Regions from separate parts of the Homo sapiens genome. Here region 1 is linked to region 2. A link is an interaction called in ENCODE POLR2A ChIA-PET data of the cell type or tissue named here. Cell type or tissue: Panc1. All regions are shown on one strand. Each heading gives the region's core, and the rest is flanking DNA. Links, peaks and the distances in the headings are about the cores only.

Region 1 (15,887 bases), core at 2,553-10,552, 66 kb after region 2:
CTATACTATGGTCTGACATTCCAGGCACATGTTATGATAAACCTGCCTTAATTAAGATCACAAATGTATACAAAGGCAAATAGAAAACTTTCATTATCTAGATAAGGTTTTTTCTTTGGACAAGGTATTGCTCTGCTGCCCTGGCTGGAATGCAGTGGTGCAATCCTAGCTCACTGCAGCCTCGAACTCCTGGGCTCAAGTGATCCTCCTGCCTCAGCCATCTGAGTAGCTGATACTATAGCTGTGCACTAGCATACCTGGCTAATTTTTAAATTTTTAGTAGAGACGGGGGTCTCACTATATTGTTCAGGCTGGAAGATACCTTTTTACAAGTTTTATTCTATAAAAAGTCAAACATCTCCCAAATCCTTGAGCTGCCTGTTAGGTATTTTATTTCATAGAACGACATTTATTGGTGGGGAAACAATGGTAATTTGGGGAGAAAAAAGATCATGTCATCTTAATGTTTGTAATAAAAAAAGACCCAAACACAGGGCACATCAATCTACCTTACTCTTTAAGAAAGCAGATTTTATTTATTTATTTATTTATTTATTTATTTATTTATTTATTTATTCTTTTTTGAGCTAGGGTCTTGGCTCTGTTGACCAGGTGAAGTGCAGTAACGGGATCACAGCTCAGTGCACCCCCAGCTTCCTGGGCTCAAGTAATCCTCCTGCCTTAGCTTCCTGAGTAGCTGGGACTGTAGGTATACACCACCATGCCAGGCTAATTTTTAAATTTTTATAGCGATTAGGTCTCATTATGTTGCCCAGGCTGGTTGTGAACTCCTGGGCTGTAGCAATCCTCCTGCCTTGGCCTCCCAAAGTGTTGGGATTATAGGCATGAGCTACTGCACCCAGCAGGAAGCAGTATTAGAGAGATCCGTTTCTTGGTCCTGGACTTCATGTGAATGTACCTCAAGGGATGAACAAACAGAATACCACTTCTGATAATGTTATTTTAAAAACAAAATATTTTAGGTTGGTGAAAAAGTAATTGTGGCTTTTGTCATTGAAAGTAATGGCAAAAACCGCAATTACTTTTGCACCAACCTATAATTATATATTGTAACACATATTATGTAATATATAACAATAGAATTTGAAATGTTATTATTGATACTATTAAGTAATATTATTATAAAAGATCCAGATGTGGAAGAAAATAGTGTATTACCTAAAGAAATTATTGAGACTGCACAGGGATAGAACTGTCTCATGAGCTCTGATTTTTAAAAATGTCTGTGTAAAAAAGATGAAAGGGGCTTAGTCAAGAAAACCTGGGCTTTGGATGTATTTAGACCTAGGTTTGAATCAGATCTCTGTCACCTATTTGCCCTTTTACTTAGAGCAAATTACTAGATGATTCTGGTGCACAGGTTCCAGGTCTGTATAAGGTAAGATCTAGAATATTTGTATTATAGTTGTGAAGATTAAATGAGATCGCATATATAGAGCTCTAGCACAGTGCTTCCTTACGCCTTCATGTGAGAGAGAGATCAACTTCTGCCGTCAAGGTGTGAGGAGCTCTGCTGACCTGCCTTGCTTGCTGAAACAAGTGAAAACTATTAAAGAAAACAAAACCCAGTCATTTAAAGTCTCTGGAAATCGTCCTAAGAGTAAGCAGAAAATGAAGGAACATTATTCAAGAACATCTGTGCAAATTCGGTAAGAAACAAAGTCTGGTCAGCAAGGTGGAAATTCCCGTCCAGGCTACTGCAGCCAAGAACGCAGGGCTTCCTTCTGTCAAAAGACAAAATTGCAAGTTTAGTTTGATGATCCCAGTTGGCTTTATTTGCGATTCTAGAATCGGACAACATTTCATTTCATAGAATAAGTGTTCCAGTAAGTTGAGCAGAAGAGTTTGGCTTATGGACAGAAGGGCTTAAGAAGTCTGAACAGTGTATTGGTTACTTTTAAACAGAACAATAGAAAATTAACCAGTTAACATCAGGTTACTTCGGGCTACCTTTTTTAGTAAGGATTAAAGCAGAGGGAACTTCATCATTGTGCCAGTTAAAGATTTTAGACTGGGCTGTTTGGGAAATTGGCTGTTATCTCTTTCTCCTGATTTCTCAGGTCAGATAACAACCTAGTTTTCGCTTTGGAACTTTAGCATGAGTGACTCCATTTTGATATTTAGTTTGGTCTGTTGGTGCCTAGTGCAGAAGTTTATTCGAAAACAATGGTCTCCTGTAATTTTTATTTGTCACTTCTCCTCAATTCTCTCCAGCATCTGAATAGCAGCTTTCTTCCCAGGAGGATTTGGACATCAGCAATTCTCATTCTGCCCCGAGCTGCCTATTGCTGAGTCCTGGAGAAGTGCAGTTAAGAGATGGGGGCCCCTTCTTCTACTCAGCCCCCACTTGTGGAACTTGATCAGGTATGCCGAGAATACTAGGACCCAGATCACTCTTGCCTTGGGTATTAAGACAGTGGTTTCACTGTCTTTTGCTGCTAGGAGAGGCAAGCTGAGAGGACCCCAGGCTGCTGTCCTCCCCCGCTCTCCATCCACCAAACTCTCAGTTCCTAGAGTGGGAGCGTCACTCAGAGAAGTTTGCTGTTGTCCCCAACCCCAGCTCCAGAGCCCTAACTCTGAGATTTTTACCTGTGGAGAAAAACAAACCATAAAACAGCTCCTAATTTCTTCCCAAAGGAACTGACTTCATTTGCAACAGGGAGTGAAGAAGTTCAAACCTGATTGTACTCTCAAGAACAGTAGAGGGAAAAGAAAAAAGAAAAAGAACAGTGGAGGTTGTGGTAAAGGACATTTGAGAAGAGATTCATGAAACAGGCCAAATGGTAGGTTTGCTAGTTCGCAGGGGGAGAACCAATGAATTAATTTAGAAAGAGCTTCTCTGGGATTAGAATGAAAATAAATCACTGGCTGGGTGCACACCTGTAATTCTAGCTATTCAGGCAGGAGGATGGCTCGAGCCTAGGAGTTGGAGGTCAGCATAGGCAACATAGGGAGACCCTGTCTTAAATAAAAACAAAAATAAAACAAAAAAACACTGATGGCAAAAATTATTTCTTCAAAGGAACCAGAATTTGATTGTATTGTTTGTAGACCAATTTGTGCCCCAGGGCATTATTCAAAACAAAAGGGCAATCAGCCAGCAACTAGTGGAGTTTAACGGCTGAGTATGGTCAGTAAATGAGAGGAAGAAAGTCCTAGCAAAAACACTGTGATCCCAAGGTAACTAACTGTAGGCATACCGAAGCTGCCTGTTCCAGAGGAATCACATTAGAGGCTGAACACTGTAAATATGGAGAAATAAACTTCACTAGAAGAATCTAGCTTTTAGCTGGGCATGGTGGCATGCGCCTGTAGTCATAGCTCCTTAGGTTATTGATACGAGATCTTTCTAACTGTGGGCATTTTACAGCTATAAATTTCTCTCTAAGCATGCTTTGGCTGCATATCATGAGTTTTAGTATGCCGTATTTTCATTTTCATTCATTTGAAAGTATTTTCTGAATTCACTTTTGATGTCTTGTTTCATTATTTATTTATTAGTGTGTTGTTTAATTTTCACATATTTGTGAATTTCCCGAATGTTTCCTACTCTTGATTTCCAATTTCATTCCATTATAGTTGGTTGTTTTTCTATCCTCTATTTCATAATTTCTGCTATAATATTTGTTATTTCCTTCTTTCTGCTTGCTTCAGTTTTAGTTTGTTCTTCCTCTTCTAGTGTCTTGAAGCCAAGCAGAAAGAAGGAAATAAAGATTATAGCAGAAATTATGAAATAGAGAATAGAAAAACAATAGAGGATATCAGTGAAACCAAAAGATAGTTCTTTGAAAAAATCGACAACATTGACAGATCTTTAGCTAGATTGACGAGAGAGAGAAGAGAAAAAGAGAAGACTGAAATGACTAGAATCAGAAGTGAAAGAAAGGAACATTACTACAGTCCCTTAAGAAACAAAAATGGGCTGGGCATGGTGACTCACGCCTATAATCCCAGCACTTTGGTATGCTGAGGTGGGAGGATTGCTTTAGCCCAGGAGTTCAGTACCAGCATGGACAACATAGTGAGACCTCATTTCTACTAAACATAAAAAATTAGCCGGATGTGGTAGCATGAGCCTGTGGTCCCAGCTACTTAGGAGGCTGAGGCAGGAGGATCACTTGAGCCCAGGATGTCAAGGCTGCAGTGAGCCATGATTGTGCCAATGCATTTCAGCCTGGGCAACAGAGCAAGACCCTGTCTTAAAAAAAAATAAAAATGATTATAAAGGAATATTATGAACAACTATACATCAACAAATCAGCTGGGCTTGGTGGCTCATGCCTATAATCCTAGCACTTTGGGGGGCTGAGGTGAGTGGATTGCTTGACCTCAGGAGTTCAAGACCAGCCTGGGCAACATGGTGAAACACCATCTCTACAAAAAAAAATAGAAAAATTAGCCATGCATGGTGGTGCACACCTGTAGTCCCAGCTACTCGAGAGGCTGAAGTGGGAGGATCACCTGAGCCTAGGAGGTGGAGGTTGCAGTGAGCTATGATTGCACCACTGCACTCCAGTCTGGGCAACAGAGTGAGACCCTGTCTCAAAAAAAAAAAAAAAGTCAGCTTAGATGAAATGGACAAATTCCTAGAAAGATACCAACTGTTGAAACAACTGACTTAAGAAGAAATAGAGGCCAGGCACGGTGGCTCATGCCTGTAATCCCAGCACTTTGGGAGGCTGAGGTGGGCAGATCACGAGGTCAGGAGATGAGACCATCCTGGCTAACACGGTGAAACCCCGTCTCTACTAAAAATACAAAAAATTAGCTGGGCAAGGTGGTGGGCACCTGTAGTCCCAGCTACTTGGGAGGCTGAGGCAGGAGAATGGCGTGAACCTGGGAGGCGGAACTTGCAGTGAGCCGAGATCGTGCCACTGCACTCCAGCCTGGACAAAAGAGCAAGACTCTGTCTCAAAAAAAAAAAAAATACATACATACATACATACATACATACATACATACATATATATATATATATTTCCCTAGCTAAAGTAAAAAATGGTGTTCTGGTTGCAAATTGATAGTCTTTACTTCATTTGACCTCTTTGTAGCATCTGAATTCTTGACTGTTTCCTTCTAAAGCTCTTAGTTTTGACTTCCACAAATGTTCAACTTCTGATTCTTCTATTGTTCGGACTGTTCCTTCTTAGTATCTTTTGCTGGGCCTCCTTTCTCTGACTGCTAGAACATGTTGACATGTTGTAGCATATTCTCTGACTTTATATATATATATAATATATAAATAATAATTATATATAAAATATATAAATAATTATATATTGTATATAAATAATAATTTGTATATAATATATTATATATAAATAATAATTTATATATAATATATTATATATAAATAATAATTTATATATTATATATATATTTTTTTGAGACGAAGTCTCACTCTGTGGCCATGCTGGAGTGCAGTGGCGCAATCTCGGCTCACTGCAAGCTCCACGTCCCAGGTTCAGACCATTCTGCCTCAGTCTCCCAAGTAGCTGGGACTACAGGCACTCGCCACTATGCCCGGCTAATTTTTTGTATTTTTAGTAGAGATGGGTTTTCACCATGTTAGCCAGGATGGTCTTGATCTCCTGACCTTGTGATCTGCCCGCCTCAGCCTCCCAAAGTGCTGGGATTACAGGCGTGAGCCAACGCTCCTGGCCTGGCTAGGGAAATATTAATAAAATGGCAGAGGTGGAGACAGATGTTAAAGAAGTGGAGGCATTGGGTGCTATTTTGAGAAGCATTGCTCTGAAGGAAAGAAGGGAGAAGACAGTAGTTTGTACAGGAAGCAAGGTTGTTGGGAGAGAGTTCTCCACGGATATCTCACATTTCTTCATGTTTCATGAGTAAGGCACTGACTGCCTTTGTTCTAGACTGTTTTCTCAAGGATGTTTATATAGTGAGCACCCTTGAAAGACAGAGATAGTATCTCCCTCCACAGCTCAAAGATCTGTTTATTGCCCAGTGTGAAAGATTCCCTAAGCTCCAAGCTCAGGGTTCCTCTCCTATAATGGACCCGACTGTGTGTGTAGGCGTCATCTGGTCCCCTTTGCAGTGCCCTGTGAAAATTAGGGCTTGGGGAACTGAAGCAAATATGTTGATGTTCATGCTGCTTGCTGTGCCGTAAGTGACAAAGTCTTTTGTCTCTGACAGAGGGGTTTCCTATCTTCTGCCATCACCCATGTAATTGTGGCAGGTTGAGTTATTAGCTTGCAGAAATGGTGAGATCTCAGACCCTCTTGATACTTGACAGGAAATAAGGAGGGGTTTGTTTTATTTTGATTCGTTTAAATATGAGACTTGATTACAGGTTGAGGTTGAAGATGCAGTAGTGGGGAAGATGAGTTTGAAAATAATTGATATGGAAAACAATCTCTAAAGCAAGATCAATGAGGAACTGAGGGATGAGCATAATTGCAAGAAATTAGCCTTGCACATGAAGAAGGATAGAAGATAAAGGATGCATGTGGGTGTAGGCAATTTTTTAGGTAGAAGAATGTGAAAAAGATGTTTCATGCTTTTCATATAATTTTCTATTGAGAGTAGCAGATTATGTTATCAGATGAATTAAGGGTGAGAGGGTAGAGACCTGGATCAGCATGGAGAAAGTGAAATTAGCTGCAGGGAGGAATGAGAGAGAGGGCAATTAAGAATAGCTAAATAAGTTGATTAAAGGCCTTAGAGATAGGAAACAGTTAACTTGTTATTCCATTATACAGAATTGAGTGATTTTTTTCCCCTACCACCAATGCTCAATTACCTGTGTGTAAATTGAATAAGACAGACAATTGGACTGATCCTGTTTAGAGTTTACAGGACATGTGCAAATGAAGAGGCAACAGGTGACAAGGGTTTTGAGGCCACTAGCAATAATGTAATTAAAGTGTGGGCTTTTGGGCTTAGGCTGAAGTGGGTTGGGAAGGCAAGTGAGACCAGGATGACTGATCTTAAATAAGAATTTTTAAAGCTGGCTGGGCATGGTGGATCATACCTCTAATCCCAGCACTTTGGGAGGCCCAGGCAGGCAGATCACTGGAGCCCAGGAGTTTGAAACCAGCCTGGGCAACATGGAGAAATTCTCTGTTATTTAAAAAAAAAAAAAAAAAAAAAAAAGAATTCATGAAGCTACAGGTCTAGATGAAGTTGAAAAGCAAGTGTGTTAGTGTGTTGGGCATATGAAGGTTGGAGAGATGAAAGTCTAAAACTACACTGCCCAACACGACAGCCACTGTCCACATGTTGCTGTTGTGCTCACGCCTGTAATCCCAGCACTTTGGGAGGCTGAGGCGGGCGGATCACGAGGTCAGGAGATTGAGAACATCCTGGCTAACATGGTGAAACCCTGTCTCTACTAAAAATACAAAAAATGAGCCAGGTGTGGTGGCGGACGCCTGTAGTCCCAGCTACTCAGGAGGCTGAGGCAGGAGAATGTTGTGAACCCGGGAGGCGGAGCTTGCAGTGAGTCGAGATCCAGCCACTGCACTCCAGCCTACGGGACAGAGCGAGACTCCGTCTCAAAAAAAAAAAAGAAAAAAGAAATGTAGCTAGTGCCCCTGAGGAACTGAGTTTTGAATTTAATTTACATTTAAATTTAAAAACTGAGGTATTATGAAAAGTTTTAGGCCAGCTGTGAGAGTTAGCCAACTACAGACTAAGAGAGCATAGTCTCCAAGATCACCCCTCACTCTGCTGTCACCTACAAGTTCAGGAAATTCCCAAAACCGGTTCAGTTTGATAAATAGCTAGAAGGATTCACAAAATTCACTGAAAGCTAATATACTCCCGGTTTGGTTTAATACAGGTAAAGGATACAGATTAAAATCAGCCAGGGAAGGAAGTGCAGAGTCCAGGAGAAGTACGAAATGCAGAACTTTTGTTGTCCTTTCCATGTGGATACAAGATATGTTACACTCCTGGTATTGATGTGTTACATTGTGTACAGAGCAGTACCCATCAGGGAAGCTCAGCCCAGCCTCTGTGTTCAGTGTTTTTATTTTACATAAGCCTGATTGATTGATTGATTGATTGCTCACATGATTGATCTGTGTGTCTCGGTCAACTGATGCTCGTGACCCAAAGCCCACACGTCAAGTCACGCTGTTGTGCAGCCAACAATGTATATCCAGCCTCTACCCTGAGACTATATGGGTGTGGCGAATCCCAGCCTAAATCATGTTATTAGACTCTCTGGCATGACCCAAGGCTCCCAGACAGAGACACTCCGAGCAGACATAACATTCCAAGAACCCAGAGACTGCTTCCCAGAAGCCAAGGGAAGGCCAGGCCTTCTCTTTGGGTAAGGCCAAGTTCTTCACTCTGCAGAGTCTAAAATATTTTTCTATTAAACGCAACTCTTATTTTGATAAAACTACATTACACCTTGGCTATAGACAACTTAGTATTTTAGTTGTGATACGCTTATAAAGTATAAAATACACAGTGGATTTTGAAGACTTACTATGAAAAAAGAAGGTACCCTATCTCATTGCTATTATTTTTATTGATTACATTCTGAAATGATCTTTTGATGTATTTGGTTAAAGTAAGTTACTGATTTTCAAAATGAGTGCTTTTTTTTTTTACTTTTAAATGTGATTACAAGAAAATCTGAAATTATATAAATGGCACACATTGTATTTTATTTGATAGTGCTAATTTAGAAGGTTAAGATAAGAGAGGGGGAAGTTTAGAATTTCAGAGTTAAAATAATGTCAAGCAAAGACAAGTTCAAGATGTGGCCATAGGAATAGTTGCTATACATTGGTAGAGTTCTAGGTCACCGGAGAGAAAGAAGGCTAAAGGAACCATGAAGCAAACTGTCAAATAAGTTATCCTCATTGATGTTCACATTCCCTAGGTGATGGCAGAATTTGAGTGGAGGGCGCAATAGACTACAAACTAGGTTTCGGTGAGTGTCTTTGATGAATGTGAAGGCAAGAGAGGCAGAAAGGGAGTATACCAGCTGCCCAAACATATGGCGTAGTATTGTTAGTGGAGACCTTGAAGAGGTTACATTAATTCCTAATCCCTGGTGGAATATTGTCCCTTTTTACCTCAAGAGGCCTGTAAAGGAATTGCTAGTCTTAGAGGAGTTGGTTGGAAAAGTGATTATCAATGGGAGGTGTTGGCCCCGATGTAAAAGCCCTGCTGCCCTTCTTTGCCCTCTTTGTCCCTCCTTAACTTTTGTGACCCATCTCAAATGTTATTCCCCCTGTGAACTCTGCTCTGATTTTGCCAAATAGCTAATTACCTTTTTTTCTTCACTTTGAACATACCTCTCCTATAGCACTTTTTGAAGTAATTTTTTTTTTCATTTCTAAGTTTGTCTTTTACTGGTAATTTAGACTCTGGTCCATTTCTTTTTCCTTTGACTATTTTCCAAGGGGCTTGATTGAATCCATGAATGTGGTGCCCACAGATAGAGAGGGAAGACTATATATGCTGAATTCAATCACTTATCACCACCTCCATAACTACCAATCTGGTCTAAGCCACCATCATGTCTTGCTAAGATCACTGCAGTAGCCTTTAAATAGTCTCTCTGAATCTGCCCTGACTTCCCCCCCGATTATAGCTAGAAGGATTCTTTTAAAATTCAAGTGGGACCTTACCACTGAGCTACTTCTGTTGGCTTTCCCATCTATTTGGAATAAATTTATAATTCCTACTATAGCCTATAAGATTATATAATTTGGTCTCCTGCTGTCTCTCACCACAGCTCCTAGCACTCTCCTCCTCACATCGGCATCTTTCTTTTTCATTAAACCCTTCGCTGTGCTCCCGCTTTAAGACCATATATTCCATTTCTTCTTCCTGAATTACTCTTTTCCTACATATCCACATGGCTGTCTCTCCTGTTTCTTGCCAGTCTCTTATCAAATGTTATCTCATTAGAGAGGTGTTTGCTCACCATGCTGTCTAAAATCTCATTCTTCCTACTGGCCCATTGCTCTGTAGTCTCTGTCTTGCTTTACTTTTCTTTTTGGTTTTTATCATGAACTGACATATATTTATTTGTTTTTTTACTGTCTTGAGTCAATAAAATTTACGTGCCATTAAAGACTTTGTCATTTTTGTTTCCTACCAAATCTTCAATACTCAAAATAGTGCCTACAGGGAATGCATGTTCCATAAATATTTATTGATAAGTTGAATAAAATACTAAGTGAATGAAAGAACATCACTGGATTGCTGATTATGGCGTTTAAGTTTTATTCATCTGTGTCTTCCTTGTTTAATGTAGTGTCTAACATATAGTAGGCACTCAGTAAATGTATTTCATTGTGTCATAATGAAATATAACTAAGTCAAGCATGGAATTTGCATGTTATTTAATAACATCTTAGTTAAATGAGTTTTTGACATGGGGAAAGCACCTTTTTTGGGTAACTGTATAGAGAAAGACATATTGAAGATTATGAATTCTAAGCAGTGTAATAAATAGACTTCAGTAATTGGTTATTTCATGAATATTTACTACTCATTCAATTGACTTATCCAGTTTATTTTTGCATACTATTCAGCCTTATATTATGAAGGAGCAGTGATGACAGTGTGGGTTTATTTAATGTTACAAACAGAATTGAGAAACTGGTTAGTTTTGTAAACCACTAAATTTATAATTTAAAACTTCCACACTCTGATATCTTTAGATATATATCCCCAAACTTCCTATTTGAGACCATGAAGTCATAAATCCAGCACTTTATCAAGCAAAATTTCCTGAATACCAGGCAGAACTCATGGGCATTTAAAACAAATTACTAATTTAAGAGGAGTCTGTTGAAATGTGTATGATTTATTATGAACATTCTCAGTGTCTTAAAAATAATATTTCTTAATGGTGCCAACATGTATGGAACCCTGAACTTCTCACAAAGCCATTCATTTATGCCATAGGTCACTCAAAAACTATTAGGACAGAGGATCAGAAAGACTAACTTGCATAACCATTGTGTACAAGATACTGTGTTAAGTGTTTCACATAGGTTATTTTATCTTGTGACTGCCTGGAAGTTCAAGAATACAACACATTTGTTTGAACACTACTATGTACTGGTTTGTTGTGGCTTTTTTTTTTTTTTTACATGTTTTTATTTAATCCGCAGCATCCTTTATGTCTTCACAACTAAACTACCATTTTCCCACTAGTTTATTTACTCCTTTGATTATTAAAAAAGGTATTTTCGGCCAGGCGCGGTGGCTCACGCCTGTAATCCCAGCACTTTGGGAGGCTGAGGCGGGCGGATCACGAGGTCAGGAGATTGAGACCATCCTGGCTAACATGGTGAAAGCCCGTCTCTACCGAAAATACAAAAAATTAGCCGAGCATGGTGGTGGGCACCTGTGGTCCCAACTACTTGGGAGGCTGAGGCAGGAAAATGGCCTGAACCCAGGAGGCGGAGCTTGCAGTGAGCCGAGATTGCGCCACTGCACTCCAGCCTGGGGGACAGAGCGAGGCTCCGTCTCAAAAAAATCAAAACAAAACAAACAAACAAACAAACAAAAACTTAGCTATTTTCTAAGGGTCTCCTAACAAGCAAGTAACCATGCTACTGAACTTTAGTCACTCTGAATCAAAATAATTGACTTGTATTTATTTCCCTAATTAATTTCCCATTTATTATTATTCATTTTTTGTTCTGTTTTCTTAATATCAGATATGACTAACATTTATTTTATTTATTTATCCTTTTTTTTTTTTAATGCCCCCACCAGGAGTGTGCAAGTGGAGAGATGCATGGATGAAGGAGGGGAGCTGGCGGGGGTGGGTCTGTGACCAGCATTTATATTGTAACTGGCCAAGATGTATGAGGAAGCCACCTGTGCTTTGACCTCACTTTACACTAAAACATTCATTTATAGTCTGATCATCCAGTCATTTCTACCATGACATAAAAATAAGAGCCCCAGAGAACAAATCAAATTATTTTTGCTGTATTGAGTATATATAAATCCCAAAGGGCCAGGCATGGTGGCTCACTTCTGTAATCCCAGCACTTTGGGAGGCTGAGATGGGCAGATCACTTGAGATCAGGAGTTCAAGACCAGCCTGGCCAACATGTTGAAACCCCGTCTTTACTAAAAAATACAAAAATTAGCTGGGCGTGGTGACACACGCCTATAGTCCCACCTACTCGGGAGGCTGAGGTACAAGAATCACTTGAATATGGGAGGCAGAGGTTGCAGTGAGCCAAGATCGCACCACTGCACTCCAGCCTGGGTGACAGAGTGAGACTCTGTCTCAAAAAAAAAAAAAAAACAAAAAAACCTTAAAGGAATATTTTTGCCTGGCTCCTACATTAACATTTACTTTCTCTGAAAATCATAACCCTGTGTTTGTTATTATCCAGTGTCTACAAACAGCCCAGCTTCTATAGTTAGGTAAAGTAAATTCAATATCAGTTGTTCTTTCATAATCAAAACAGAAGTCTACAATGCCATTCTTACATACAACAGCATTGACAGTAATTCCTTACTATCATGTAATAGCCAGGGCATGTTTAGCTTTCTGCAGATGTTTCAAAACATCTTCTTATAGTTTGTACAAATTACGATGCAAGAAATCCATACATCCATTGAGTTGAAAAATGTCTAAATTTTTTATAATCTAAATTTTTAAATAATCTGTGACAACCTCATCTCTTCCCTACAAACATTTACTTTTTTTCTATGCTATCTATTTATGTAAGAAACTGGATTGTCTTAAAAAATGTCCTACATTTGGAATTTGGCTGATCATATATTTATTGTGTCATTCAACATGTTCCTGTAGTTCAGTGTTTCTTGGAAAGTGGAAGTTATATTTAGGAATTTGCTTAGTTCAGTTTTTGGAGGGGAAGCAGGAGTGCTCCATAGTTTTTTATTGCATCACTTCAAGAGTTGTATAATATCTGATTTTCCCACTTTTAGTGATACTTAGAATAATCTTCAGGTATAGTTATTGTTCACCAAATTGATCCTTTATAAAGTTTCCCATCAGTCTTTTACGTAATGTTTTATCTACTCCTGTCATTTAGTTGCCTAGCTATTTCATTAGAAGTTGCAAGGCCGGGCTTGGTGGCTCACACCTGTAATCCCAGCACTTTGGGAGGCCGAGGCAGGTGGATCACGAGGTCAGGATTTTCAGACCAGCCTGACCAACATGGTGAAACCTTGTCTTTATTGAAAATACAAAAATTAACCAGCCATGGTGATGCACACCTGTAGTCCCAGCTACTTGGGAGGCTGAGGCAGGAGAATTGCTTGAACCCAGGAGGCGGAGGTTGCAGTGAGCTGAGTCCGCGCCATTGCACTACAGCCTGGGTGACAGAGTGAGACTTGTCTTAAAAACAAAACAAAACAAAAAAGAAGTTGCAAAATGGTGATTATTTGAATTCTCTCATTCATTCAACATTTATGAGTTATTCTTCTTCTGTAAAGAACTTTGCCTTATAAACTACTTAGAAATTATAGTAATGACAAGATAAATGCTTGATTCTTTCTTTTCCTTATGTATCAGTTTTTAGAATAATGAATTGGTTCTCTGCAATCTCCAGTGGAGACTAAGGAAGTTGGTTTTCTATTTTGTAACATAATTATGCAATTATGGATTTTAGTATATTTTATGTGCTTCAGTCCATTAAGTCATTCTTCTTTTGAAACTGAAATTATTCCACTTAGCCAGTGGGAGCCTGGAGCCTCTTCAGGCTGACTCCTGTGTCCTTTTGATGTGAGCTCAATAGTCTTTGATATTTTTGTTGCTTTTAGGCAAGATGTCCTATGCTTATCTTGAACATTTCCTGTACCAGACATGGAATCAAACATTTCTCCTAGGAATTCTGGTTTGGTCTCCTCTCCTCTCCTCTCCTCTCCTCTCCTCTCCTCTCCTCCCCTCCCCTCTCCTCTCCTCTCCTCCCCTCTCCTCTCCTCCCCTCCCCTCCCCTCCCCTCCCCTCCCCTCCCCTCCCCTCCCCTTCCGTCCCGTCCCCTTCTTTTCATTTTCCTTTTCTTTTTCTCTCCTTCTCTTCTCCTCTCCTCTCCTCTCCTCTCCTCCCCTCCCCTCCCCTCCCGTCCCGTCCCCTTCTTTTCATTTTCCTTTTCTTTTTCTCTCCTTCTCCTCTCCTCTCCTCTCCTCCCCTCCCCTCCCCTCCCCTCCCCTCCCCTCCCGTCCCCTTCTTTTCCTTTTCCTTTTCTTTTTCTCTCCTTCTCTTCTCCTCTCCTCTCCTCTCCTCTCCTCTCCTCTCCTCTCCTCTCTTCTCCCCTCTTCTCCCTTCCCCTCCCCTCCCCTCCCCTCCCCTCCCCTCCCCTCTAGATAGAGTCTCACTCTGTTGCCCAGGCGGGAGTGCAGTGGTGTGAACTCAGCTCACTGCAGCCTCCGCCTCCCAGGTTCAAGTGATTCTCCTGCCTCAGCCTCCCGAGTAGCTGGGACTACAGGCACACGCCACCATGCCCAGCTAATTTTTGTATTTTTAGTTGAGACGGGGTTTCACCATGTTGGCCAAGCTGGTCTTGAACTCCTGGCCTCAAGTGATCCACTTGTCTCAGCCTCCCAGAGCACTGGGATTACAGGCGTGAGCCACCGTGCCCAGCCAACTCTGGTTTCTTTAAATGGAAAATAGCATTTAAAGACCAGAATTTGGGCCTCAGGGATGCTCGTTAGTGCTACTGGGTTATTATTGCTTAGAGGAGGGGACAGAGCTATGAAATATATATTTTTAATGGAGAGGAAAATGAAACAAGTTTATACTAACACTCCAATTAAAATGTAAGATTTCAGCATTTTTACTTCTTAAATATTATATCTTTAGTTCTCTTTTCCCTTATGTTGAAAATTGTGGTTCCAGATGACGTTAACATAGTCACTTTTTTGATATGAGTGAGGGGAGAGACTGATTGATTGAAAACAATACCAGTAGTATTACAAATAATAAGGAGACTTGTGGTTCTTTTTGTTCTTAGGATATATCCCATGAAGAATTGTCTTAGTCTATTTGGGCTGCTCTAGCAGAATACTTTTAACTTTATGTATAGTTAGGTATTATGTACCGTAATCTACTGATTTTTTACAGGTTGCTTTCAATTTTTAGAAATGTTCTTCTATTTGATTCAATTCTGAATTGTTTCAGTTATGTAAGACATTACTTGTTTCCAAAGTTAAAGCTACAAAACAAGGTGCATTCATATGTCTGGCTTCCACACCTTTTCCGTAAGTAACCATTTATTTAACATTATTCCTTTTGGCAAATCTAAATAAATATATGCATATACATACACATGCATATTTGTATTTTCCCTTCCTTCCTACACAAACAGAAACACACTCTACATATTTTTCTACGTCTTGCAGTGCTTCATGGATATAAACCCATCCATGGACCAAAAATCCATGGGCTAGGAGGGAAGACACACAAGATAAGAAATTACTGTAATATAATTGTTTGCTGATGTCATAGAGGCAGATAGATTAAATGTCATTAGACACAAATTATGGAGCAGTTTTTCTAGGGCGGGTGAGTAGGTTAGGGTTAGCTTCAGAGAAATGACCTTTAAGCTGGACTTTAAAGGATAACCTTGAATTCCAAAGTTCAGCTGGGGATGGGGATGAGAATAGGAGACAGGCATTCCAGCAAGAAGTAAAACCCTGAGCAAAGTGTACAGCATGTTGGTGAAACAGCAAGTACACATGCAGGTGAACTATGTTTATGAATTAGAACTATATATTGTAGGCTGTGAGATTTTGTTGAAAAGTTCTAAGTTAAATGAATGACACGACCAAAGAAATGTGTTAGAATAACTGGTAACAATGTAAAGGATGATGGGCAGAAAGGGAAACCTGAAGGATAGAGAAGAGGAGGCATACTCTTTAAATGTAAGTCGAAAATT
Region 2 (15,887 bases), core at 5,047-13,046:
AGTTCATTAGAAAGGATGTTTTAAAGGACACAAGTGAACAGCCAGATGAAGAGATACCCAGGGCAAAGCCTGGAAGAGTACTGAACGCAGGAGCTTCCATCCCGGTAGAGCTGGGGTGCCTCACCCTCCCAGCAAGTGGATGTGTTCCTCTTCACTCTCCTGGATGCCCCCTTTTAGGTTTTTATGGAGGCTTCATTAGGTAAGCATGATTGATTAAGTCATTGGCCATTGGTTATCAGTGCAACCTTCAGCCCCTCTCCTTTCCCTGGAGGTTGAGGGTGGGGTTTTGAGTTCTAACTGTATGAGCACAGGGTTGATTCCCCTGGCAATTGGCCACCAGTCCTGTGGTTATCTAGGGACTTTGCAAAAATCATCTCATTAACATAAGCTCAGGTGTGGTTGAAAGGGGCTTGTTATAAATAGCAAAAGACTGTCTTTTGCTTTTATCACTCTGGAGCTGTTCAGGAACCAGTGGCAAGAGGCCGAATACAGTATTTTAACCAAAGTCACTTAGGAAATTACAAGGGTTATATAGGAGCTTTAAGCCAGGAACCATGGAGATATATGTATGTGTATATATATATGCACATATACACATACAAATATCACCGCGACCCATGATGCTCTTCTCAAGGGCCTGTGCCTTCTGATAAACGGCTGAGTTGGCTGTTACACTTACTTTTTCGAGCAAATGAATGTGTAGTTTCATCTGGCTCATTCGTCAAACCCCGGGTTTGGAAGGTTGTATGTTTTTATTTAGCTAGTAGCAGTTGATGTGGTTGAGGTGGGGCTTTTCTTTGGGGAAGGTACAGCTTTGAATGGCTGTTATCTTTCAAGTACAAATAGTGTAGCTCCTTATGGCTCAATAGTATCAATAAACTGTTTTATTTGCTTTCCTTTTCTCTTCCTTTTTTTCTTTTTTTTTAAACGGAGTCTCTCTCTGTTGACCAATCTGAAGTACAGTGGTGTATCTAAACTCACTGAAACCTCCGCCTCCTGGATTCACGGTGAAATCCCGTCTGTACTAAAAAATACAAAAATTAGCCGGGCGTGGTGGCACGCGCCTGTAGTCCCAGCTACTCAGGAGGCTGAGGCAGGAGAATCACGTGAACCCGGGAGGCAGAGGTTGCAGTGAGTCAAGATCACGCCACTGCATCCCAGCCTGGGAAACAGCGAGACTCTGTCTCAAAAAAAAAAAAGAAGGGGTTGACTGCCAAGTTTAAATATTGGCAGGAGATGAGGAGATTTCAGTTTTTATGGAGCTTTGTTAATGAGCCGTGACTGTTTATTACAAGACTTTTACTTTTAAAATTTACTTAGTAATTATTTACTCATAAAACAGCTACTTACTGTAACCAGTAGGTCAGTTCTACTCTTGAGGCTTCACATTTCTTCATTTGTAAAATTAGTACTTGTATTGGTGTCCATTCCCTTTCTGAAATTCTGTGATATATACATTTCCTTTAAAATGTTACAATTGAAAAAAATAAAGTTACAATAAAGACCGTGTGCGGTGGCTCACCCTGTAATCCTGGCACTTTGGGAGGCTGAGGTGGGTGGATTGCCTGAGCTCAGGAGTTCGAGACCAGCCTGGGCAACACGGTGAAACCTTGTCTCCACTAAAATATGAAAAATTAGCCAGGTGTGGCGGTGTGCACCTGTAGTCCCAGCTACTTGGGAGGCTGAGGCAGGAGAATTGCTAGAACCCGGGAGGTGGAGGTTGCAGTGAGCTGAGATCATGCCACTGCACTCCAGCCTGGGCCACAGAGTAAGACTCTGTCTCTAAGGGAAAAAAAAAAGTTACAATAAAAGCCAGGTGCAGTGGCTCACCCTGTAATCCCAGCACTTTGGGAGGCCAAGGCGGGTGGATCACCTAAGGTCAGGAGTTCAAGACCAGCCTGGCCAGCATGGTGAAACCCCTTCTCTACTAAAAATACAAAAATTAGCCGGGCATGGTGGCAGGCGCCTGTAATTCCAGCTACTCAGGAGGCTGAGGCAGGAGAATCACTTGAACACAGGAGGTGGAGGTTTCAGTGAGTTGAGATGCACTACTGTACTCCAGACTGGGTGACGGAGTGAAACTGTTTCAAAAAAAAAAAATAAATAAAATAAAATAAAAACAATGATACAATAATTCAGTCTTGTTTAGAGTTGCCATTTTCTGAGTGTTCTGGCCATAGCATTTCTTCTTCTTGCCTCCTTCCCAGCAACATTTGCCCACTTGCTGTGGACTGCAGTTAATTAGGCTGGTTTGGAGCTCTTTCCTTCCTGTTCCATTTGTGTTACACCTAAAGCATCTCATGAAGATGATTTAGATTAGTTCCTGCCATCAAAGATAATCCAGTTTAGGATGAAGTCAACAGTATTTTAAGGGTGGAGTTCTCTTTTGGAACTGTCATTTGGTCAGAATTAGTGAATGCTGTTGTAGAGCTGACCCCTGCACAACACAGGTTTGAGCTGCGTTTTTTCTTTTTAAAACAATCCACTTATATGTGGATTTGTTTTCATCCCAATGCTGATCAAAACAGTGGTATCTGCAGGATGTGAAACCTGTCTGTACAGAGGGCCAACTTTTTGTATATGCAGGTTCCTCGGGGGACTGCAGGACTTGAGTGTGTGTGTAATTTGGTGTACTCAGGGGTCCTTCCTGGAACCAGTCCCCCAGTATACCGAGGGACAACTGTGTTGAGATATCAGCTGCGGGTTTCCCCCCAAGCTGTTACTCAATTTTCACATTATCTGGGGTTTCCTCTGTTCTCATATTACCCCCGAAGATTTTATACCAATTTAGGGACATCGTGTTTTCCAAATCCTAAATGAAAAGCAGGATATGAAGTGTTCGTATTTTCATGTTCTATGGTATTTCCTCTCATGCTCGATTTATTTATATCTAAAATCATGTCATGTAATAGTATATTAATAATGCTATACATTTGGTACTTTGCCATTCATAAAGTGTTTTTACAAATATTGTTTAATTTGAACCTCATGATAAGCTATCTAGACAGGTATTTTCTCAGACAGATGAGGAAACTGAGATTTATAGAGATTAATTTGTTCAATTCCAAGTAGCTAATTGAAATCCATACGACCTTTCTCATTTATAGGATTTGTAGATCCTACCTCCTTTAGGTGCAAAGGAGTTGTATAACCAGTTTTTTTTCTACTAGAATGATGACCTAATCAGGAGTAAATGACTTTTACTTCATGTGTGACTTCTTCATACTCACAGGTACTTTGATTCTTTCAATGTGTGTTACACCAATTTGATAGTATCTTGCCTTAAAAAAACATTTGTTTTATTGAATGTTTACTATGTACTAGGCCTGTGCTTAGCACTTTCAAAAACCTTTTTGTTTTGAAAGAAAAGAGGTATACTGAAAAGTGTATAATAAAATACACAGCTTAATGAGCTGTTATAAATACTCCTATATACAACACACAGATCAAGAAATAGAACATTTTTAGCATGCCTAGGAGCCAGCTTTTTGTGTGCTGTGTCCAATCAACATGCTAACTTTTTGATATTCACTTCTTTTTCTTCTTCTTATTTATTATTATTTTTTTAGAGACAGAATCTTGCTCTGTCACCCTGGAGTGCAGTGGCATGATTATGGCTTACTGCAGCCTTGGCCTCCTGGCCTGAAGTGATTCTCCCACCTCAGCCTTCCAAGTAGCTGGGACTATAGGCACGTGCCATTGCACTCAGCTAATTCTTTGCTTTTCTTTATTGATTTACTTCCTAAACAAGCATCTTTAAACAATATAGTTTGCCTAGTTTTTAGCGTTATATAATTGGCATTACACAATATGTATTCTGTTGTATCAGCTTCTTACATCCTGTTTTATATTTTTCTCTATTATGTGTAGCAGTAGTTTGTTCTTTTTCATTGCTGTATAGTATTCCACTGCATGAATATGCCACTATTTCTTCATTCTATTGTTGGTGGACATTTGTGGGTGTTTTCCTGTTTGGGGATACTATGAATTTGCAGCTGAGAACATTTCCTCACCCTCCCAGCTTTATTGACGTACAGTTAACAAAATTTGTGTATATTCAAGGTATACGCCATGATGTCTTGATAGATATATACATTATGCAGTGATTACCATAACCTAACTAATTAACATAAAGAACATTATTTTATTTTTTAAATTAAAACAATTTTTTCGGAGACAGGGTCTTGCTGTTTTGCTCAGGCTGGTCTTGAACTCCTGGTGTCAGATTATCCTGCTGCCTCAGCCTCCCAATTAGCTGGGATTACAGTCATGAACCACTGTGCTTAGCTCAAGAACTTTCTTATGTGTTTATTCTGGCACATCTCAGCACATATTTGTGTTGGGGATATACCCAAAAATAGATAGGTCATGGGATTCCTTCCTTCCTTCCTTCCTTCCTTCCTTCCTTCCTTCCTTCCTTCCTTCCCTCCCTCCCTCTCTCCCTCCCTCTCCTTCCCTCCCTCCCTCCCTCCCTCCTTCCTTCCTTCCTTTTTTTTTCGCAGAGTCTCTCTCTGTCGCCCAGGCTAGAGTGCAGTGGCGTGATCGCGGCTCACTGCAAGGGCCGCCTCCTGGGTTCGAGCGATTCTCCTGCCTCAGCCTCCTGAGTAGCTGGGATTACAGGCATACACCATTACACTAGGCTAATTTTTGTATTTTTTGTAAAGACGGGGTTTCATTACATTGGCCAGGCTTGCCTTGAACTCCTGGCCTCAAGTGATCTATCTGCCTTGGCCTCCCAAAGTGTTGGGATTACAGATGTGAACCATGATGCCTAGCCAGGATTTCTTTATCTTCAGTTTATTAGCTACTGCCCAACTTTTTTCTTTTTTAAAAGCCAGTCAAATTTAGCAATGGGGGGTTGTATACCAACTTTAGTGACACTAAAGTTAATAAGTTCTGATAACCCACTACCATAGGACCAGCCTGTCAAACATTTTTCTAAAGTGGTTGTAGGCTGGGCACGGTGGCTCACGCTTGTAATCCCAGCACTTTGGGAGGCTGAGGTGGGCGGATCACCTGAGGTCAGGAGTTCGAGACCAGCCTGGCCAACATGGTGAAACCCCGTTTCTACTAAAAGTACAAAATTAGCTGGGCATGGTGGCACATGCCTGTAATTAGTTTGGGAGGCTGAGGCAGGAGAATCACTTGAACCCAGGAGGCGGAGGTTGCAGTGAGCTGAGATTGTGCCATTGTACTCCAGCCTGGGCAATAAGAGTGAAACAACGTCTCAAAAAAAAAAAAATTAGCTGGACATGGGGTTGTATGTCTGTAATCCCAGCTACTCCAGAGGCTGAGGCAGGAGAATTGCTTGAACCCAGGAGGTGGAGGTTGCAGTGAGCCAAGATCGTGCCACTGTACTCCAGCCTGGGTGACAGAGCGAGACTCTGTCTCCAAAAATAAAAAATAAAAATAAATAAATAAAGTGGTTATAGCAGTTTAAGGTACTCACCAGCAGTATAGGTGAGTTCCCATTTCTTCAGATCTTCTCTAACACTTGCTGTTGTCAACTTCTAAATTTAAAATTTTAAAATTTAAATAATTAAATTAAAAATTCCTAATGTAGTAGGAATATAGTGGTATCTCATTGTGGTTTTAGTTTGCATTTCTCTGGTTAACAATAGGAGCACCTTTTCATGAGTTTATTAGCTGTGATATTCAAGTCTTTTGCACATTTTTCTTTTGGGTTATTTGTCTTTTATTGACTTGTGGTAGTTCTTAAAAAAATTTTTTTTAAATTAAAAACTTTTGTGTATTTTGGAGACAGGGCCTTGCTCTTTTGCCCAGGCTGGAGTGCAGTGGCGTGATCACAGCTTGCTACAGCCTCAACTTCCTGGGCTCAAGTGATCCTCCTGCCTCAGCCTCCTGAGTAGCTGGGACTAAAGGTGCACACTATCGTGATCGGCTAATTTTCATATTTTTAGTAGAAACAGGGTCTTGCCATGTTGCCCAGGCTGGTCTCAAACTCCTAGGCTCAAGCCATTCACCTGCCTCGGCCTCCTAAAGTGAGAGATTCCAGGTGTGAACTACCCACTTAAAAATCGTTTTAATTTAAAAAATAAAATGAAAAGAATGTTCTTCATGTTAATTGGTTAGGTTATGGTAATCATTGCATAATGTATACATCTATCAAAACATCATGGTGTATGCCTTGAATATATACAAATCTTATTTGTTAATAAATTGTTGAGGAAATACCTGGCCGGTAGTTCCCTCTATATTTTGGAGATGAGCCCCCCTTTTTTTTATTGTACTTGTTACAGATATCTTTTTTCCCCTCTGTAGCTTGTCTTTTCCCTGTTAGTTGTGTCTTTTGATAAATAAATTCTTAATTTTAATGTTGTAATGAAATTTAATCTTTTTTTCTGTATGATTAGTGCTTTCTGTGAGTTATGACATAAAGTCATAAAGATAATCTCTAATATTATCTTCTAAAAGTTTTATTGCTTTGCCTTTCACATTTAGATTTCTTAAGGGCTAAAATTATTAGATAACTAGGTATTAGTTGATTATATGTAATTAGTAAACAAATATTTATTGTGACTTCAGCTATGTAGAAGAGTCAGTGGTAGATACTAAGAGATGTAAGACTTGGTTCCTGCCCTAAAATAATCAACATTCTGTTTGTGTAAGTAAGGCCCTTGGCATCAGCACGATGTAATAGAAAGAACACTGACTGGACTGGGCCTGGTGGCTGATGCCTGTAATCCCAGCATTTTGGGAGGCTGAGGTGGGAGGATCACTTGAGCCCAGGAGGTTGAGGCTGCAGTGAGCCGTGAGTACAACACTGCACTCCAGACTGGGTGACAGAGCAAGACCATCCTGTCTCAAAAAAAAAAAAAAAAAAAAAAGAAAAGAAAAAAAGAAATAAAACACACACACACACACACACACACACACACACACACCCTCCCCCCCCCCCCCTCAGAATCTGGAGACTTATATCCATGTCCTTTTGGGGACCTGGCTGTGACACCACCTTTGTGATTTTAGAAATCTCCTTTCCTTCTCTGGGTCTCAGTTTTATCAGTAAAATAAGGGATTGGCTTAAGTATGTAGTTCTTGATTTTGGTTCCTCAGATTGATAAGGGGTCTGAGTAGATAGCACTGGAAGCATTTTTTTTTTAAAGCTAAAAGTATACATTTTTAGCCATGGTGATGCCACACAGGTTAACCAAAAAATAAAATATCTTTGCTTTTAACTGGAGTCGTGTGTCCTTTCTGTGTGAGAACTGAGTTTAACAGCTTTGATTTACAATAAAAGTTTTAACTTAGTTTTTCAAAAAAATACACTTCGTTTATTGATAATCCCAGTTTGGTATACAAAGTTTTTTTATGTTTTTTTGAAATGGAGTTTCACTCTTGACGCCCAGGCTAGAGTGCAGTGGCACAGGCTTGGCTCACTGCAACCCCTGCCTCCTGGGTTCAAGTGGGTCCCAGCCTATCTAGGATTATAGGCGTGTGGCACCATGCCCTGGTGATTTTTTGTACTTTTAGTGGAGACGAGGTTTCACCATGTTGGCCAGGCTGGTCTCGAGCTCCTGACCTCAGGTGATTTGCCCACTTTGGCCTCCCAAAGTGGTGGGATTACAGGCGTGAGCCACTGTGCCTGACCTTATACAAAGTTTTAAATAACATGGCCTTCTGACTTTAACTTAGAAACCAAAGAGTGGTAGGAGTAGGGGGAAGGTATTAAATAACAGAAACTATCTTTGGTGATTAAAAAGTTGGGTACCTACTATTCTAATAACTTTTAAGGGCTCTTCTGTAGGTTAGTGTAAAAGTAATTGTGGTTTTTGCCATTAAAAGTAATGGCAAATGGCGGGCGCTTGTAGTCCCAGCTACTCGGGAGGCTGAGGCAGGATAATGGTGTGAACCCGGGAGGCAGAGCTTGCAGTGAGCCGAGATCACGCCGCTGCACTCCAGCCTGGGCAACAGAGCGAGACTCTGTCTCAAAAAAAAAAAAAAAAAAAAGCAGTAATGGCAAAAAAAAAAACCCTAAGAATTTCAATATATTATGAGTCAGTGAAAATATAGTATTTGTTGTTTTGTTTCCCTAAGTGCCCAATTGAGAGATCTGGACAATTACTATTATAGAGATTGTGAGGATGGACAGAGAACCTTTTGTTGACTGAGGTAGTCAAAGAAGGAAGGCTACCAGGGTGAGCTAGGATTGAGCAGTGAGAAGGATTGTTTCTATGTATGGAGAAAAATGGGAAAGAGGGAATTGTGGACAGAGCAGTGTAAGCAAGGATACGGAAATAGCAAAGTACAGGTCATTTTTAGGGACAGAAGATGAATCAGTTTAGCATTAGAAGATGATGAAAAAGTAGTCTGAAGTTAAAGTATGGAAAGCCTTCTTCAAACATAAGGTCAAATACAGCTTTGGAAAAGTTAACAGTTACAAGTATGATGGTGTAATGAAGATTCTAGTTCTTCTGTAAGCCAAGCAGGGGCCATTGGCTTTAGGATGCCCTCTATGCTCCAATATAATGGTGCTGCCTGGCATCATTGAAAACATTAAAAAAACTTTTCTAAAAAGTATTTGAGGACTGGGCATGGTGGCTCATGCCTATAATCCCAACACTTTGGAAGGCTGAGATGAGAGAATTGCTTGAGTCCGGGAATTCGAGACCAGCCTGCAACATAGGGAGACCCTGCCTCTACAAAGAAATAAAAATAATTAGCCAGGTGTGGGGGTACATGCGTGTAGTCCCAGCTACTTGGGAGGCTGGGAGGATCACTTGAGCTTGGGAGATGAAGGCTGCAGTGAGCTGTGATCATGTCATTGCACTCCAGTCAGTGATAGAGTGAGATCCTGTTTCTGAAAATAAAAAGTGTTTAGGGGATAACCAGATTGGGCTTGTATTGATAGCCAGACCGCCAAGCAGGAAACTTTATGTATTTATTTTTTAAGAGTTGGAGTCTCTTTCTCTCTATTGCGTAGGCTGGAGTGCCACAGTCGTTGGGACTACAGGTACTGCCACCATGCCTAATTAAAAAAAATTAAAAGATGGGGTCTTGCTGTGTTGTCCAGGCTGGTCTTGAACTCCTGGTCTCAAGCAGTCCTTCTGCCTCAGCTCCCCAAGCTCCCAAGGGAGTATAGGCGTGAGTCACCATGCCTGGCCAGAAACCTTATTTTGTGGTAGTTGTTCAGCTATACCTTGCAGAATTTTTTATGTGAATCCTCAGTAAATCCCAAACAGCTTCTCTCAGTACTAACACATGGCTGATAAATGGTACTGAATTCTTTGTAAATCTCACCAATCTCAACAGAATTTCTGGTTCGGGGTAAAAAAAAAAATTTCCGTTTAATTTCTGTAGAAAATAACCACTCAGAATCCACTCTCTGTTATGTGTAACAATGGACAGAAATTTTACTGTTGTTGGTACAAAACAATGACTCATCCCAAATCATCTCTTGGAATTAAGAATGTAATCGTAATACACTCATACTCATATGTACGTGCTCAGACAGTCCCTTTCTGCCTTTCTTTTTATTACCCCTTCTCACTCCGCTGTGGTTTAGCTTGACTAATCTATTTGCAGCACATCAGCATCCTTAATGCAGAAAGTTTGCAGCTTCTGTTTACAGGGGGAAAAAAAAAGGAGTGTGGAGATTGCAGATTTCATCTCTTTTTTCTTCTTTTAAAATTTATAATTTCCTTTTTTCAGGAGGAGGGTGATTATTTTCGTTTTTGTTTGAGACAGGGTCTCACGCTGTCCCCCAGGCTGTAGTGCAGTGGCGCAATCTTGGCTCACTGCAACCTCTGCCTCCCATGCTCAAGCGATCCTCCCACGTCAGCCTCCTGAGTAGCTGGGACTACAGGCATGCGCCATCACACCCAGCTGATTTTTGTAGCTTTTGGAGAGACAGGATCTGTCCATGTTGGCCAGGCTGGTCTCGAACTTCAGAGCTCCAGTGACCCAGCCACCTCGGCCTTCCAAAGTGCTGGGATTACAGGTATGAGCCACCGTGCCTGGCCTACATTTTGTCTCTGACATTTCTCAATCTAAAGTATATGTATATGTACATTTATACATATGTTATTTACATATATTTTTTTCTTTAAAAAATTATTTTTTGGTGGACTGAGTCGCTTTAATTAAGACTCAGTCATTTTAATGAAGTGGGGTTATTTACTTTGACCTTCCTCCCCAGGAAATAGCACTTAAATACTTAAAGGAAAAATTAAAGAGGACCAAGGCCATGGTGGCAGGGACTGGGAGCATGGTGGCCATACAGCCTGATAAGCCAGCAGAGAAGAGTCCCACAGTAAACTGACACAACCCTGGTGATGTAGGTGGTTTAGGCACAGAAAAAAGGAAAGTCAGATTTGAGTACCCTCAGCAGGCCTTGTACTGGTCACCCCCAATACCCATGAGAACACAGCATCCTAGTCCTCCCTGGCTTATCGGTGCTCTCCACATGGGGGATACCTGTCACAGCTTTTATTCCAGGACTGGGGAAGTCACACTTTTCTGCCCACCCCACCCATTGTTTTGCAGAGAAGAATCTCTAAAACCTTCATTACTCATGCTGAAAGTGCTATAGGTATTTGGAATGGGAGAATGGGAAAGAGTAAATTCTGAATGCATTGGAGCCTTAATTTGCTGCCCTTTCTTTCCTTCCCTCTCTCATCTTCATGAAGGAGGGCCCATTGTGAATAAGGAAGAGGGGAAGCCTGTCTGGGAGAGGCTTTTTGGGTACTGGGCTTCCCAGGAAGAAGCCACTTCCCACCGTCCCCTTGATGATCATGTGACCCTTTTCTCCATGCAGCCAGAATCAGCTTCTTTGGGGATGAACTGGTAATAGATGTTGTCGTTAGTGTTATTTTTAAATTTTTAGATATTTTTTTCCAGATGCATCTTCAAAATGTAGGCTTTGGAGGTTGATAAGGTTTTGTGGGATTGGTAAGTGTTAATCTAGAAGTTGGGCAGTAAACAAGAATAGTACCTTATCAGCATTAAAACAAAGCATCTGAAAGAAATGTTTTTGAGGAGTAGTTGAATATTTAGTTGGTTAAAAATTTAGACTCAGAAAATTTTCAGGAAGGTGATAAAGATTCACTAATCATTAAGTAGGGAATCTCTTAAAGGTTTTATATTGATTTGATACATTAGAGAATGCTATAATAATAGTGTACTTTGATTGGTGGCCTATAAAGTAATTGTGCCTTTTATGGTATTTATGAATTGGTTATATTTTAAACAATAAATCTTGACTTTTGCGTCAGAGTTTCTCTGTTTTGTTTTTTGTTTTTTTTTTTGAGACCTGCTTTGTCACCCAGGCTGGAGTGCAGCAGTGCTGTCATTGCTAACTGCAGCCTCAACCTCCTGGGCTCAAGTGATACTCCTGCATCAGCTTCCTGAGTAGCTGAGAGCACAGGTGCGTGCCACCATTCCCAGTGCCTCACTTTAGGCTAAGTTTTTCATTTTTTGTAGAGACAGGGTCTTGCTTTGTTGCCCAGGCTGGTCTCGAACTCCTGGGCTCAAGCAATCTTCCCTCCTTGGCCTCCCAAAGTGCTGGGATTACAGGCATGAGCTATCATGCCTGGCCCTGCATCATAGATTTTTTTTTTTTTTTTTTTGAGACAGTGTCTCACTCTGTCGCCCAGGCTGGAGTGCAGTGGTACAATCTCGCTCACTGCAACCTCTGCCTCCTGGGTTCAAGTGATCTCCTGCCTCAGCCCCCCAAGTAGCTGGGATTACAGGCGCACACCACTACACCTGGCTGATTTTTGTACTTTTAGTAGAGATGGGGTTTCGCCATGTTGGTCAGGCTGGTCTTGATCTCCTGACTTCAGGTGATCCACCTGCCTCGGCCTCCCAAAGTGCTGGAATTAGAGGTGTGAGCCACCGCACCTGGCTACATCATAGTTTCTTAAAATCACCAACTGTTATCTATGTTTTCCTATTTTAATTAGTCTAATTTTTAATAATTTATTTCTGGGTTAGTTTCTGTACTTTTGGTAGAATTGCAGACTCACAACAGGCTTCAGGAAAGTAATTTTACCAAATGCAAGGCTATTTGCAATTTAGTTTTCTGATTCAGAAGCCATAACTCTGTGCTGGATTTGATTATTCATTATTTAACCAAACATTTTTCAAATGCCTTCCTTATTTTCTGTCTTAACTGCGTAGAATTAAGCCCATTTCCAAAAGGATTTTGAGGTAATTCTGGAGTTTGAGATTAATATTTTTAAAAAGAAACCAGAGTTCATTTTCTGCAGAGAAAGCTTTTAATCAAATATACATATAGTACCCTGTGTCCTTAATTGAATTGAGGGTTTGACTTTTCTCCATGCAGAATTCGAGTTGATATTTTTGTAGTTTAGGAGTTTTGACTTTTCTCTTTTGCCTTTATGTTAACAAACTTGTGAGTTTGCAAGGTTATAATAGAAAGAGTATATAGGGTTTGGAGTCAGGAAGTCCTAGGTTCAAATTTTAGCTTAATGAGCAAGTTACTTAATTTTTCCAAGCCACAGGTTCCCCAGCTATGAAATGGAATAATATTACCCATCTATTGGGGTTCTTGTGGGGATTAAATCAGATGAAAGTGCTTAGCATAGCATATAAATGTTAGTTTATTTTCCTTTGGCAATTATTTAGGCTTTAGGGCAAAATTGCCTACTTGTTTTGGAATGAACCCAAATTTTATGGTTAATTTTAGGCTTTTTCTTCAGTTAGACTTTTGATATGTCTAACTCCTTCCCAATTTTTTTTTTTTTTTTTTTTTTTTTTTTTTGAGATGGAGTCTCTCTCTGTTGCCCAGGCTGAAGTGCCATGGTGCGATCTCAGTTTACTGCAGCTTCTGCTACCCGGGTTCAAGCGATTCTCCTGCCTCAGCCTCCTGAGTAGCTGGGATTACATCACTATGCCCAGCTAATTTTTGTATTTTTAGTAGAGATGGGGTTTCACCATGTTGGCCAGGCTGGTCTCGAACTCCTGACCTCAGGTGATCTACTCGCCTCAGCCTCCCAAAGTGTTGGGATTACAGGCATGAGCCAGCACACCTGGGTGGCAGTGCATTTTTTAATGAGGAAGATTGAACAACTTGACAGAAGGGTGAGCTCATATTCTGAACTCTTACAGTTCATCTAATGTCAAATTTCTAGAAAAAAATTATCTAAATCTAAAAGTTAGTATGACACTCCATAACATTAATTGTGAGTCCCTGAGGGGGCAGCTATAAAGATAAAATGGAGTATAGGATCCCCCAACACACATAACACAAACGCTTGTGATTGAGTGTGCATTGGCACATGTACACCTGTGTGCTCACCCCTCCTCTCCCTTCCTTCACCTCTATCATGAGTACAGGTGTGTTGCTTTGAATTGGTGAGGAGTGGGAAAGAGAGTCCTTTTGGTGACAAGAAAGCAAACTGGTTTTATTTAGTTCACCAAAATATTGTTTTGATCCTTTTTTGTTTGTTTGTTTGTTTTGAGACAGAGTCTTGCTCTCTCACCCAGGCTGGAGTGCAGTGGCGTGATCTTCGCTCACTGCAACCTCTGCCTCCCAGGTTCAAGCGATTGTCTCACATCAGCCTCCCAAGTAGCTGGGATTACAGGTGCTCACCACCCAGCCCGGATAATTTTTATATTTTTAGTAGAGACAGGGTTTCACTGTGTTGGCCAGGCTGGTCTCAATCTCCTGACGTCAGGTGATCTACCTGCCTCGGCCTCCCGAAGTGCTGAGATTACAGGCGTGAGCCACTGTGCCCAGCCGATCCTTTTATTTTCAATATAAAACTGTTGCTGTAAGCACGAGCATGTCCAAAGGGAACACCATGGGATAGTAGTGAATTGAGGGTGATAATCCAGTTTTGAGGCTTAAGTCTGCAATTCCTGGATTAATTTGGCTGCTCTGTTATTGGTGGCTTTGCTAGGATCATTTTCAAATCACTTTATTTTCCTTTATGGTAAGTGTATTAATAGTATTTAATAACAAGATTAATCTGGGCCAAGGGCTTTCCTGTGAAAGTTACTATTTTCATTATGGGAGAAAAATAGAGCAGCATGGCCAGTGTGCATTTTTGTTATCCCATCCTTAGGTAAGTGAGTTTAGACAGCCTGAGCTAAATACCTAGATTTGCAAAAACACCTCCTACCCCCATGCTTTCCTTTTACCATTTAAAATTGTTTGTGAAGATCTTTTTTTTCTTTCTTTCTTTCTTTTTTTTTTAAACACAGAGATAGGGTCTCACTGTGTTGTTTGTTTGGGTTTGCAACTCCTAGGCTAAAGGGTTCCTCCCGCCTCTGCCTCCCAAAGTGCTGGGAATACAGGTGTGAGCCGCAGTGTGCAGCAGCTTAAGTTTCTGATCTCCCTCACCACCTCGCACTTTCACTCCTCATACCCCTTCCTTGTTTAATAGAAGGATCCTTTGTTTTGAGTAGTCTCCAAGTGGAGTATTTTGGAGAGACTTTGAATAAATCCTGGCCCAAGCCTGATCACAACACTTGGACATTGAGCTTACCTGCATTCTGCTGTTGGGTAGATATGGAATCTCTGCCCCTCTTGATCAAAGCTACATAGCCCATAAGGAAACATCCATTGAGCAGCCTTCTTTCCTTTCACTTAATCAATTTCAATGTATTGTGGTAGAGGTCTTTGTGATATTCCATTTTAGACTATATGATCTTTAGGAATGCTTAACCCTGCTGTGCCAAAGACCAGGGGAAGGCTGTGTATTCAAACTCATTTGTTCTCTGCTTTTTTCTTTTTAATTATTAGTAGTTAACTCTAAATGAAAGTATAGAACTGTTTAGTTTGAGCAAGGAACACTATTTGTTGGCCTCTGCTTTCTGTTCCCCTTCCTTCCCTTCCCTCCCTTTACTGTGGCATCATGATTCTTCCTTCCTGTATTCTTGGTCATTCTCCCAGCACCTCACTTTAGCCCTACAGTGGAGATTCTTCTGTTCACTAATAACTGCAGTGGTGTCAGTTTCAGTAGATCAGCCTTCGTCTTCCTTTGCTTGAATGGAGTGTTTAACATGCTGGATATCCTGCCTCTTTCTGCTGAAGCATCTTTCCTGGGGTCATTTTGACTTGCTGCTTATATAACTATTATGTCCTTTGGGTTTGTGATACTTTATATTATCAAAAGCAGCAAAAGATAGTAATAGAAGTAAGATTTTTATTACTCTCATTCTATGAATCAGATGTTATTATCCCATTTTAGAGATAAGTAAATTAAGAGAGTGGTTATACCTGAAGTTCCAGAGTTATTAAATGACATGACTGGATTCAAACCCAAGAGAGCCTGACTTCAAAATCTGTGCATTGATCTCTACTGAGTCTGAAGGTTACTGACCCAGTGAACCAGTCACTGTTCTGTTTCTAAGAAACGTTTAGGTTCTGGCTCTTGCAGGGATCTTTATAGTCCTGTATTTGCAAAAACACCTCCCACCTCCATGCTTTCCTTTTACCATTTAAAAATGTTTGTGAAGATCTTTTTTATCTTTTTTTTTTTTTTTTTTTTTTTTTCTGAGACGGGGTCTCGCTCTGTCACCAGGCTAGAGTGCAGTGGTGCGATCTCGGCTCACTGCAGCCTTCACCTCCTGGGTTGGCCAGGCTGGTCTCGAACTCCTGACCTCAGGTGATCTGCCCGCCTCAGCCTCCCAAAGTGCTGGGATTACAGGTGTGAGCCACCATGCCCAGCCCACATTTTGTTTTTATATTCTGAGTATTATATAGTAAAAAAGGAGAAGAGTTCATTGATACAGTCTTTTAAAAACTGATCTCAATGATATAGTAGGAAAAACACTGGATTAGGAGATAGGGGTTTTAAGTTCTAATCCTGCCTGGCTGTGCCCTTAACTAGCTGTATGAGACTAGGCAACATTTACCATTTCCTTCCCAATTAAATTGAGGTAGCCGTACTAGATTT

What was found. Peaks named below come from ENCODE experiments on the same cell type or tissue, not always from the same donor. Only the 100,000 strongest peaks of a DNase experiment are listed, where the experiment ranks them.
Region 1: POLR2A ChIA-PET joins it to region 2 with 14 read pairs; 6 of 35 experiments call an interaction of 5 or more read pairs at or near these places.

Annotation. Positions count from the first base shown.
Region 1 is chr11:116,936,631-116,952,517 of GRCh38, reverse strand. All of the region lies in intron 3 of SIK3 (SIK family kinase 3), which reads left to right. Among named protein-coding and RNA genes, the nearest start is that of APOA1, 110 kb to the right of the region's middle. RefSeq lists a silencer at 3,970-4,029. In Panc1, for the core only: no CTCF peak of the experiment used is centred there; no DNase peak of the experiment used is centred there.
Region 2 is chr11:117,004,934-117,020,820 of GRCh38, reverse strand. The region is part of intron 1 of SIK3 (SIK family kinase 3); the gene reads left to right. It also overlaps the pseudogene RNY4P6. Among named protein-coding and RNA genes, the nearest start is that of SIK3, 86 kb to the left of the region's middle. RefSeq lists an enhancer at 9,330-9,982. In Panc1, for the core only: no CTCF peak of the experiment used is centred there; a DNase peak (open chromatin) is centred at 9,440.